Linked DNA regions of Homo sapiens: region 1 is linked to region 2. A link is an interaction called in ENCODE POLR2A ChIA-PET data of the cell type or tissue named here. Cell type or tissue: OCI-LY7. All regions are shown on one strand. Each heading gives the region's core, and the rest is flanking DNA. Links, peaks and the distances in the headings are about the cores only. Region 1 overlaps HNRNPU (heterogeneous nuclear ribonucleoprotein U). Region 2 has its middle 49 kb from the start of DRC8.

The links. Peaks named below come from ENCODE experiments on the same cell type or tissue, not always from the same donor. Only the 100,000 strongest peaks of a DNase experiment are listed, where the experiment ranks them.
Region 1: POLR2A ChIA-PET joins it to region 2 with 6 read pairs; 12 of 35 experiments call an interaction of 5 or more read pairs at or near these places.

Annotation. Positions count from the first base shown.
Region 1 is chr1:244,846,023-244,851,411 of GRCh38, reverse strand. HNRNPU (heterogeneous nuclear ribonucleoprotein U) reads left to right here. Exons shown (of 14, transcript NM_031844.3): 14 at 1-1,115. Among named protein-coding and RNA genes, the nearest start is that of SNORA100, 5.5 kb to the left of the region's middle. In OCI-LY7, for the core only: no CTCF peak of the experiment used is centred there; no DNase peak of the experiment used is centred there.
Region 2 is chr1:244,918,136-244,923,524 of GRCh38, reverse strand. No RefSeq gene overlaps it. Among named protein-coding and RNA genes, the nearest start is that of DRC8, 49 kb to the left of the region's middle. RefSeq lists a silencer at 4,522-4,881. In OCI-LY7, for the core only: CTCF peaks have their summits at 4,625 and 4,826; DNase peaks (open chromatin) are centred at 1,894, 2,354, 3,384, 4,604 and 2 weaker places; H3K4me3 peaks cover 3,458 bases; H3K27ac peaks cover 4,300 bases.

The DNA.
Region 1 (5,389 bases), core at 213-5,212, 72 kb after region 2:
AAATTTATTCACAATATAAATTGACTTTTTATTCTAGGACCATGTGAATAATGGGTTCCATTGCACAAATACAAATATTTTAATAGCTTCTTAGGCAGTGGTGTAGACATCTTGGATATAAATAATTGTAGATCTTGTATATTTGATTTTTAAAAAACTAGAATAAACAGAGAGGCATAAACATATCTTAGAGTCCAAGTGGTAGTGTTTAGCATTGGATATAATAAATGGATGTTTTACAAAGTGTTTCCATAATTCTCTTCCTATACATAAATGTCTTGTTTTCAAAAGTGGATGGAACTTGGCTGGGTGTGGTGGCTCACGCCTGTAATCCTAGCACTTTGGGAGGCCAAGGCGGGAGGATCACTTGAGCTCAGGAGTTTGAGACCATCCTGGGCAACATAGTGAGACCTGGTCTCTTGAAAAAAAAAAAGTGGATGGAACTTGTAGCAGAGAATTTTATCTACTTCTCAACCTGCTTCAGAATACCCATTTGAGATGTTCCCCTGGAAAGATGAACACAATACTGCATCTGAAGCCATTTCTTCCCACCTAACATTCTTAAAATGATTAGAGTCTAAACTTTGTCATTCATTCCTAATTCTGGAGCTCTGAGGTTGAGGTGTTCAGAGTTTGGTGAATAATTGGGTTTAAGTTTTAACATTTTAGTAATAATAAAAGCAAACACATACATGTTAAGGCCTGACAATAGGTTGCAATACCCATGCATTGGGACTCATACCCAGCATAAATGGTGAGGGACTGAACATTAGTGCTTTGAGCAAGAATTGGTTAACTACCTGAGATCTCTAAAACAGTAATTTGAATTACTAATACATAAACCACAAGTCTCTTCGAATTGTTAATTGCCTAAATTTACCCTAAAACTTAGTTAACGCTGCAGTGCCTTTATTAAAGCTTTTTTTTGGGGGGGGGTGTGGGCACAGCTACTCCATAACTTTAAATTTTAAAGCATGAAGGTGATCTAGCTAGTGTTAGTGCTTGAGTTGGTAGTTACATAGGCTGCTCTTGAATCGTCCTGTTTTCTTTGCCTAGTATTAGCACCACAGGTACATATTTGTAAAATAAGCATTAAAAGTACTTTGTCCAGCTAACTCATGTTGGAGTGACCTTTGTCTTACTAACCTTTGTTACTAAACTTGTTAATTAGAATAAGCCCTTGAGAATTTGGAAGTGAGCTATACTACTAATGTAGTATATATCTCTTGAGTGTGTTGGAGTAGATGAAAAACCAGGGGTCCCCAAGGGTATATTTTTGAAATTGAACAGAAACAATTCATCTTAATATTTAGTTTTCATTATGTTTAGCTTAATATGTGTGCTAGTTTATTTGGCGTCACACTTATGTCAATCTCAAGTCATGCAGAAATAGCACAGTCTCAGAAAAGAGGTTAGGTGGGAAATAGATGATATGCTTACATTATTGAGCAGGACTATGCTTTCACATCCTAACCAATTGACTAAAAATATAAATGATTGAAGTAATTTTCATTAGTTGCCCCAGGAGTCTTTAATAATAGTTTTAAGGGATAGTAGATTGGACATAGATAGATGGGTTATTCATAATGGATATTCATAATGGATATTCATAATGTTAACCTAGAATTATTCAGAAAATATAACACCTATGTAGTAGAATCTATTGATTGTAAGCCTAGTGTTGGTAGGCAAACATGTTGATGATGGGCCAGGACATCAGTAATCACTACTTGGTTAGGCAAGTAATTAGGACAGGGATTGTAATCATGTCAATTTGTAGCTACCTAATTTTTATTGATTAGGATACTTTATTTTTCATGCCAGGATTCAGCATATACTTAGGTCTTGAGCAGGGGCTTTGCTTTTAAAGCTGAATCCTGGGCATAAGAAGCTATGTACTGTAGTTGAAAGTGAAGTAAATGTCAATGTAGGCTAGTCTCTAGAGAAATGTCTTCTATAAAGATTCAGGGTTTTTTTGCACCATTATGATCACCATACTGTGCCAATGACATAGTTACTCATGAGCATGTCCAGTCTGTCTACATTAATGAAGGATAATGCAGAGATCACAGGCTGGAGAGTTACATCTGACAGAGAAGTGCTGCACTATTGGGGCATATTCTTTCCTGCTATTCCTTTAACAGTTCCATTCTGAACCTTACAGGAAGTAAAATAAGTTATGTCTGGTAAAATATACGTTGCAAACACTTAAAGCATTGCCACAAATTGGTGACAGCCAAGACATTTTTAAAAATTTTAAAACACCAAGAATAGACGTGGCTAGTACAGACACCAGTTTATAAGTGTGACATTAATGCTATAAAAGTTAAAGCATATATAGAGATACCTAAAGAGTTATTGGGGCTTATTTAAATGTCAACTAACAAAGGAATTTTTTGAGGCAGCTTGTATCCTGTATCAGTTGTTTGTAGTTAAAGATTGGGAGAGTCATGGTCACGTACAAGAAAAAAAGATTCCAACATAACTTTTTTTTTTTTTCTTGAAAAGTAAAGCAAACAAATGTGTTGATTTACATTTCATCTCCTTTTCCTTAGTCTGTCCATGTGAATGTGCTGTGTGGAAGAGTTAAAGGGCCCAACTAAATGTTCCAGTGATTCCAATAGGTATTCCAAATTAATTGCTGCTTGTACATTTAATAGTTATGTTAGGCTTCCAGAATCACTTTAAATAGGACTCTTTTTAAAAGATGGGGGAAGAGAGTAATTGGTAATCAGATGGACAGAGTCTCTGTAACAGAAAAAAAAGGGTGTTTTCTCTTGCATATCTGAGGTGAAGTGTGTATTCTGTGTGCTCTTAGCAATTGGCAGTCCTCTTGCTTAGGTTTACAGGTGTATGTGAAAATAGACCTGAGTCTTTTCAAAGTTAGATCATTTTTCTGATTTCATCTTTTAACTTTTGGCAATACATTTGTTTTGATATCCACCCTACTTGGTAGAGTGTAAGTACTTCCTTACAATGTTCTAATGTAAAACAGTGCATAGGAGACCTTTCTGTCCTTGGTTGCCCAAAATCTTTTTCATTTCTACTAAATTCAGAAATACATATTTTTACTAGCTTATGAAAATTTGGAAAATAGCTTGACATCCTTTTGGATAATGAAGTGATTAGTTCATATATTGAAGTATATAAAATCAACTAGGAAGTAAATTCAAGACTGAAGGAATGGGAGAGCTTGTGTGAGTTTTGGTTGTATCAGTCCAGAATATGTAATTTTCCATTTCCCTGAAAAAGACTTCAGAGGAAATTTATTTTCCCCACTATACGCTCCAGAATGTCTTTCGGTGAAATGAGAGGGCTTGGGCTCTTCTGATTCTAGACGTAGCTATCAGAGTTTGCTTAATGAAATATGGGTCTACTCACAAATAAAGCAATTTAATGGTTTCGAAAGAGTAGGCAACTTGTGGTTTCATTACCATTTCTGTTCATTTGAGAAAAATCATAAAATTACAGAAAAGGAAACATTCATTTCAAAAATAAGCTTTGAATTTAGATGGTAAGGCATATATGTTTTATTTCACATGACTTCAGGGTAGAAGTCAAATGAAGAAACATTTCTATGGAAACTTACCCTTTAAGAAACCAGTATATGCAAAGAATGATTGATACCCCCTGAGGGTGTGCCATATAATAGGTGACTGATAACATACAGGATTTAATTCTTAGAATAATTAAGAACAGATATCACCCATTACATTGACCTACATTTTTCTAAAGTGAACAATAGAAACCTCTCTCAGAATTAGTATTTGCCTATTAATGTAATCAGTGTAGCCTTCTCAACATAAAAATGTCCTTATTCTAGAACATGGAAGCGTACGGCAAATGCAACGGTTGAAAGCACTGAAAAATATTTGTAAAACATCTGTAGTGCTCACATTATGAACTTTAAATGTAATACTTTGAAAACCATCTTCATAATTTTTTTGTTCTAACAGCTTCCTTTTTAAGAAAACATTTTAAAACATTTTAAAATGGAACTTAATGTGCAAAATAAGTTGTGTAAAATACCAGTATTTGGGTGGTGGAGGATATTGGTATATTATATTGACCTGGGTTGATGACTACTGGACTATTTTAAGATACCTACTTCCAAAACTTATTTTATTCTAGAGGACCACTAAAAATCAGAATTACAGCAATCATTTTAATTTTTCTACTTTCCTTGTTAAGGTCTTCTGCTTACCCAAAGAATAGTGTATATCTTAACATGACTTTTAAAGGGGTATCTTGATCCCCATCACAGATTTTTATCTATGAATAGAAGGATTGAAACCCTATTTGATCCCTAGCTCTTTGCTGAAAAGTGCATAAACAGGAATCCTGAATTTATTATATAGACCTCCTCGCATTATATAATCGAAGCAAAGGGAAACCAGCGATGGAGTAGAGGTACGTAGACTAAAGAGATGCTTGCAAATGATGGTACCTAGGGATAGTCACATTTTCTTGTTGCCAAACTCAGACAATATAATCACAAGTCCAGAGAAGAGCTAGTTAATTTTAAATTCCCCGAGGTCCTTTTACTGAGATGGAAAAGCACAAACAGTCAAGGAAAACCAAAGAGGGAGGGGTGAGGGAAGGGGAAAGTGCATAAAGCACTTAAAGATTTTTTAAAAGTAGGTATGATAGATAAGCCACAAGAAGTTTTTAAGACTACTAATAACCATAATTCTATTTTAATCAGCTATTTAGCTGGTACCTACTGCTATATCACCTAGTGTGACATTTCGGAATTAATGGAACAATGAAGGAAGCTGTACACTGGAGGTTCCAGGTGGTCATGGAAGGTAGGTTACTCTTAAAGTTTGAAATTGTAAAGTGTGAAAGTCTGGATAGAGGGGAAGGGGAACCTGGACTATTTTTATTTTTTTTTGAGACGAGTCTGGCTCTGTCGCCAAGGCTGGAGTGTAGTGACGTGATCTTGGCTCACTGCAACCTCCACCTCTCGGGTTCAAGCAATTCTCCTGCTTCAGCCTCCTGAGTAGCTGGGATTACAGTTGCACACCACCATGCCAGGCTAATTTTTGTATTTTTTTTTTTTTAGTACAGGCGGGGTTTCACCATGGTTGGCCAGGCTGGTCTCGAACTTCTAACCGTGTGATCTGCCTGCCTTGGCCTCCCAAAGTGCTGGGATTACAGGCGTGAGCCACCGCACCTGGCCAGGAACCTGGACTGTTTCTTTTTGTCTAGCATTTATTGACTATCTTGTGCCAGATACTTGGATGAGAATGTAAAGATAAAAATGGCCAAGGTTTTTGCCAATGAGAAACTTAGGCTGTATGTGATTGTACCAAATACTGGTGACCAAGAAAAGCACCAACTATTATAAGACACAAAATAGTGAGAACTTAAATGAAAAGGTGATTGT
Region 2 (5,389 bases), core at 317-5,316:
ATGGAAGAAGCCAGCACTAGAGTGAAAGTTATTCTCTGAGAACATTAAGAAGCACCAAAATGTTGTGAATGAGCTCAGCAGATTGGTAGTTTGATACACTGAGAAAGAATGAGTTCATAGAAGAGGGATAGTCTGTATGTATCTATAAAAGTAAGTTGCTGAATTATTCCACATAAATTCATTAAGTGCCTACCATGTGCCAGAGGCATATTACCCTGGGTGCATATAACAGGAGGAGGTATAGTTAAATACCAAGAATTCAGAGGGACAAAGGTATTACAATGAGTCTCTAGAGGACTAGAACTTTCTAGAAAAAAAGGAGTCAATGAACAACCACAAATGTCTCATCTACTAAGCAGACACGGTCTCTGTAGGGAGGGACGCTATGGGCTTGATGATATTTAGAGAATGGTTTATCAAAGTTCCATTTTGTGTCAGGCTAGGTGCTTTACATTCATTAAATCTGGCCCGCACGATAGCTCAATGGGATATATCTGTTACTATTTGCAGTTTGCAAATGAACAAACTGAAGCTCACGAAAGCCAAGGTCTCACAGCCAGAGTCAGAGGTGAGATTTTAATGCCCATTCTTGCTCCGCTACAGTCCACGGCCTCCACAGCCAACCAAATCATGCTCACCAAATCATGCTCACCAAATCATGCTCACCAAATCATGCTCATCAAGCAAACTTCTGATTTAATTTGACGTCACATGTAGGAGAAATGCTCTGGTTAGTCAATCTAATCTTACTTTACTAGGCAGTTGTAGTAATAATAAAAATATTGACTGATAGCATATATTGAACATTCGTTGGGCGCCAGGCTAAGAATTCCATGTGCGTGGATTAGAAACTATTATCCCTCCTTTACAGATAAGAAAACTAAGGCATAAAGGATGTTAATAACTTGCCTGGTGGCACACAACTATGAAGAGAGAGAGTCTGTGCTCTTGATCATTCTATGTATTGTCATCTAACATACACAATATTATTGAAAATATGACTTATTCATTTAAATAATATGTAGTGAGCACCTACTCCATGGCTTGGGGCTTGCTGGGAGAATATCAATGAAGTATAAGACCTAGTCTCTGTCTTGTAAATATGTACAGTTTAAGTGAGGAGGCAAGACATACGTAGTAAAATTATTGGATAACAATCAAGCTTTGTATATAATTAAGTATTGAATTGATTAGTGCAACCAACAAGGGCATTGAGATTTCAGAGAAGAGGAGCTCATTGAGCTCCGAAGCAGAGAAGAAGTTGGGGTTGAACAGAACCCAGCAGAAGAGAGAGAGGATTCTAGGAAAGAAATGAGAATGGTGTCTAGCGGAAAGGGACCTACTGGACCCAGTGGGTAGAGCAGTAGGATCCACAGGCAACTTCCTTCACAGCCTTACCTCTGACATTTTCAAGTTCAGAAGCGCCCTTCTTGGGCTGCTGATCCAATGCTCTTTCCAATTCAACTTTTTTTTTTTTTTTTTTTTTTTGAGACAGAGTCTCGCCCTGTTGCCCAGGCTGGCCTGGAACTCCTGCGTGATCCTCCCTCCTGAGTAGCTGGGATTACAGGCATGCATCACCCTCTGGCCAATTCAGCTTAAAACAAGAAAGTGCCAACACGGTAGCCTGAGCTTCTGAGTTTAACCCCTTCATCTCCTAAATTAGCTCCTAAGAGATTCAGGGACTGGGAGACTGTATGTCACCGGAAGGTAAAGCAAAATGTGTCTTGTTCATCACCATATCCCAGCGCCTCTAACAGAGACTGCCTCTTGCAGGTGCTCAATAAATGTTTATTAAGGAAGGAAAGAGCCTGCATAGCTAGCTGTCACTGTAGCCCAGTGGTTAATAATGTGAGGGGCAGCAGGGTGGGGTGGAGCCCAAACTCCCAGCTTAACATCTGGCTCTGCCGTGTGCCAGCTGTGTGATCTTACACAGTCACTTCACCTGCCTGTATCTCAACTTTCTCATCTGTAAAATGGGTCCTATGAGAGTATCTTCCTCATAGGGTTATTGTGAGTATTAAATGAATTAATAGACACAAAACACTTAAAACAGGGCTGGCATCTATTAAGAGCTACTTATGTTGCTCTTATCAGTAGACTGGCTCCAAAGCCAGACCACATGGATTGAAGCCTATCTTTGCTGTTTATGAAGAGAGTGGCTTCTCTGAACTTCAGTTTTTCCATTTGTAGTGTGGATATTATACTAACATAATAGTATCTATCTCATAAGACTATTGTAAGGATTAAATGAGTTAAAAGCATACAAAGCACCTAGCACAGGCCCGGAGCATCCCTCGATAATATAAGACAGTTACTCTCCTTGCTTAGTCACTGGGCTTTTCCTCTTACTCCACCACTGCAGCTGGCAGGTGGTAGCACATGTCTGAATTAGGCAAGACTTTATTTATGGAGTTTGTGTAGTTCTACCACTATCAGTTCCTCTTCGGCTTCCTTCTAGGGTAATCTGTACTTTAAAATAAATTTTAGACTTTTTATTATGCAATTTCCAAACATATATAAAACCAGACAGATGAACACAGTGAACCCCCAGGTACCCATCTCCCAGCTTCAATGATTATCCATCATACCACAATTACTTTCTCTCCTTACTGCCACTAGGTTATTTTGAAACAAATTCGAGATACAATTTCATCTATACTATTTCACTATGCGTCTTTAAAATCGAAAGAATATTTTTTAACATAACCACAATCATATTGCCACTCCTACGCATTTTTATAGTAATTCCTGCATATCATCAAAAAGCCAGCCAGCATTCAAATTTCCTTGATTTTCTCATAAATTATTTTATTTTACTTTTGCTTTTTTTTTTTTTTTTGAGATAGGGTCTTGCTCTGTCATTCAGAGTGCAGTGGTGTGATCCTGGCTCACTGCAGCCTCAATCGCCCAGGCTCAAGCAATCCCCCCATCTCAGCCTCCCAAAAAGGTGGTACCACAGGCATGTGCCACCACGCCTGGCTAATTTTTTAATTATTTGTAGAGACAGGGTCTCACTATGTTACCCAGGCTGGTCCTGAACTCCTGGCCCTCAAGCAATCCTTCTGCCCCAGCCTCCCCAAATGCTGGGATTACAGGCATGAATCACTGTGCCCAGCCAAATTATTATTTTTTAATTTATTATTTTTATCATGGTAAAATACACATAACATAAAATTTACCATCTTATTCATTTTTAAGTAAACAGTGGTATTAAATCCATTCATAATGTGCAACCATTACCATCATCCATCTCCTTAACTCTTTTTTTTACAATCTAAAAAAAAAAACAAAAAAATACCAGTATCCAAACAAAGTCCGGATGTTGCTTTTGTCTGAAGTTTCTTGGTCTCTTCTGACCCTAGAGGAGTTTCACGCCCTCCTTCTCTACCCCCTTGCAATCTATTGTTGAAGAAACTGAATGATGCGTGCTGTAGAGTTTCTCACTTTCTAAATTTTGCTGATTTTGCTTCCCCATGATGTCATTTAATATCTTCCTCTGACCCCTGGAATATTACATAGTCTTTCATAATACGTCAAAGACTTCTATGGTTGTGTCAGAAGGCTACAGGAGCCCTGGCTGAAAGTGGGGTATTTGGGCCATCAAATAAATAAGTAAATAAATACTGTAGCATATTAAGACACATCAAGTATGGTAACATCCACCGGTTGAGAGTAATGCTCCAAAAATAGATGGATTGGTCACCTTTGGAGAGTGCTAAGGAAACAACTCTTTATTCCAAAAATAAAGAGTAAGGATCAAGTATTTATTTTGCCCTTCCTGTATGAACTGTATTTAGGGTAGCCAAATAATTGATGGGAAAAGATCCTGCTGATACATGAAAGAAATGATAAATTAAAATATTGCCATTTTGCAACCTCTAATGAAATGAAGTATCTAAGCAATGATTATCAATGGCTGCTGAAACCACAGGTGAAGAGCTGAAGGAGAACTTTATAATGGACATATCGGGTTGACAGGATCCGAGCCCACTGATCAATCTTAACATCCCTGAGAGACACCCCAGCAGGTATGATGCGCACTGGATGTGACACAGTAGGAAGTCTGCAGCCTATGAAACAGACATACCAAAACAAATCTGAATCTGAGCAAGCCTCTCTGTGTAGCTCCCAGCTCGAAGGTAGTTTGTACTTTTTTTTCCAAAATGAGCAAATACTAAATAAAAAGCCAACAAAAATCCTTAGGCACATGTCCAACTGAACACCTCCTCATGGTGAGTGCGGGAAAACAGTCCTAGTCAGTACATTTGGGCCCCCACAGTTATAAAACCATCACATTCCCGAGGTGAGAATAGTTCTGCATATAACAAGTGGAAATTGCAGAGCGGAGGGGGCTTTGGACTTTTGGATGAGCACGGAGAATCTTTGTTTATCCTAATCTACAAGGTAAACTCGTTTCACACATGACACGGCTTTCAAATACATGGCTACTGCGTTCAGGAAAACGGTGTGACAGAGGCAAGCTGGCATCTGACAGCGGAATCATCCGTCAAGAATCCCTGGCGACGTGAGAGAGAGCGGAGGTGGCTCTGACGCGCCCACGCGGCTCGGGTAGTCTCCGCAGCCCCCGCGCGCACGTGGCGCGGTGTGGGTGTGCGCGCCCCCGAGCTGCCGGCTGCGCCGGTGCGCGCAGTTGTCAAGTGGGCTGGTGCCTGTCCCCGCCTGCCTCCCCGGGTCCCCGCCTGCCTGCCCGGGTCCCCGCCTGCCTCCCCGGGTCCCCGCCTGCCTGCCCGGGTCCCCGCCTGCCTCCCCGGGTCCCCGCCTGCCTCCCCGGGTCCCCGCCTGCCTCCCCGGGTCCCGCCGCGTGGTGCCCAGGAAGCGCGGGGCTCCTCGCACACGCTGCCGGCCTCATTATTTCTTTAAACCTGTTCGTATTTATAATCCAATTCCGGAAAACCCAAGACCCATAGGCTTCTCCCTCCCTACGCTCCAGTCTCAAATTCTGCATTCCTGGGTAAAGCCATGTAGATGCGGATCTCATTTTGACAGATAACTAAATTACATATATTTCGAAAACCCGCAACTCTCATAAGATTTTTACCAGCTGGCCACCAGTGCCCAACATATTGCACATTTTGGAGTCGTTTAGTTCTCCACTTTCTACTTACGAGCACTGGTACCTTTTTTTTTCTTTTTTAATTTATTTCAGGGATCACATGAAAAAATATGAATTACAAGGAATGAAATTTCAATACAAAAATGAGTCCTAGATTCTTACCTTAGGTGGACTCTAATTATTATTATTATTATTATTATTATTATTTTTTTTTTTTTTTTTTTTTTTTTTTTTTTTTTGAGACAGGGTCTCGCTCTGTCGCCCAGGCTGGAGTGCAGGGGCGCAATCTCGGCTCACTGCAAGCTCCGCCTCCCG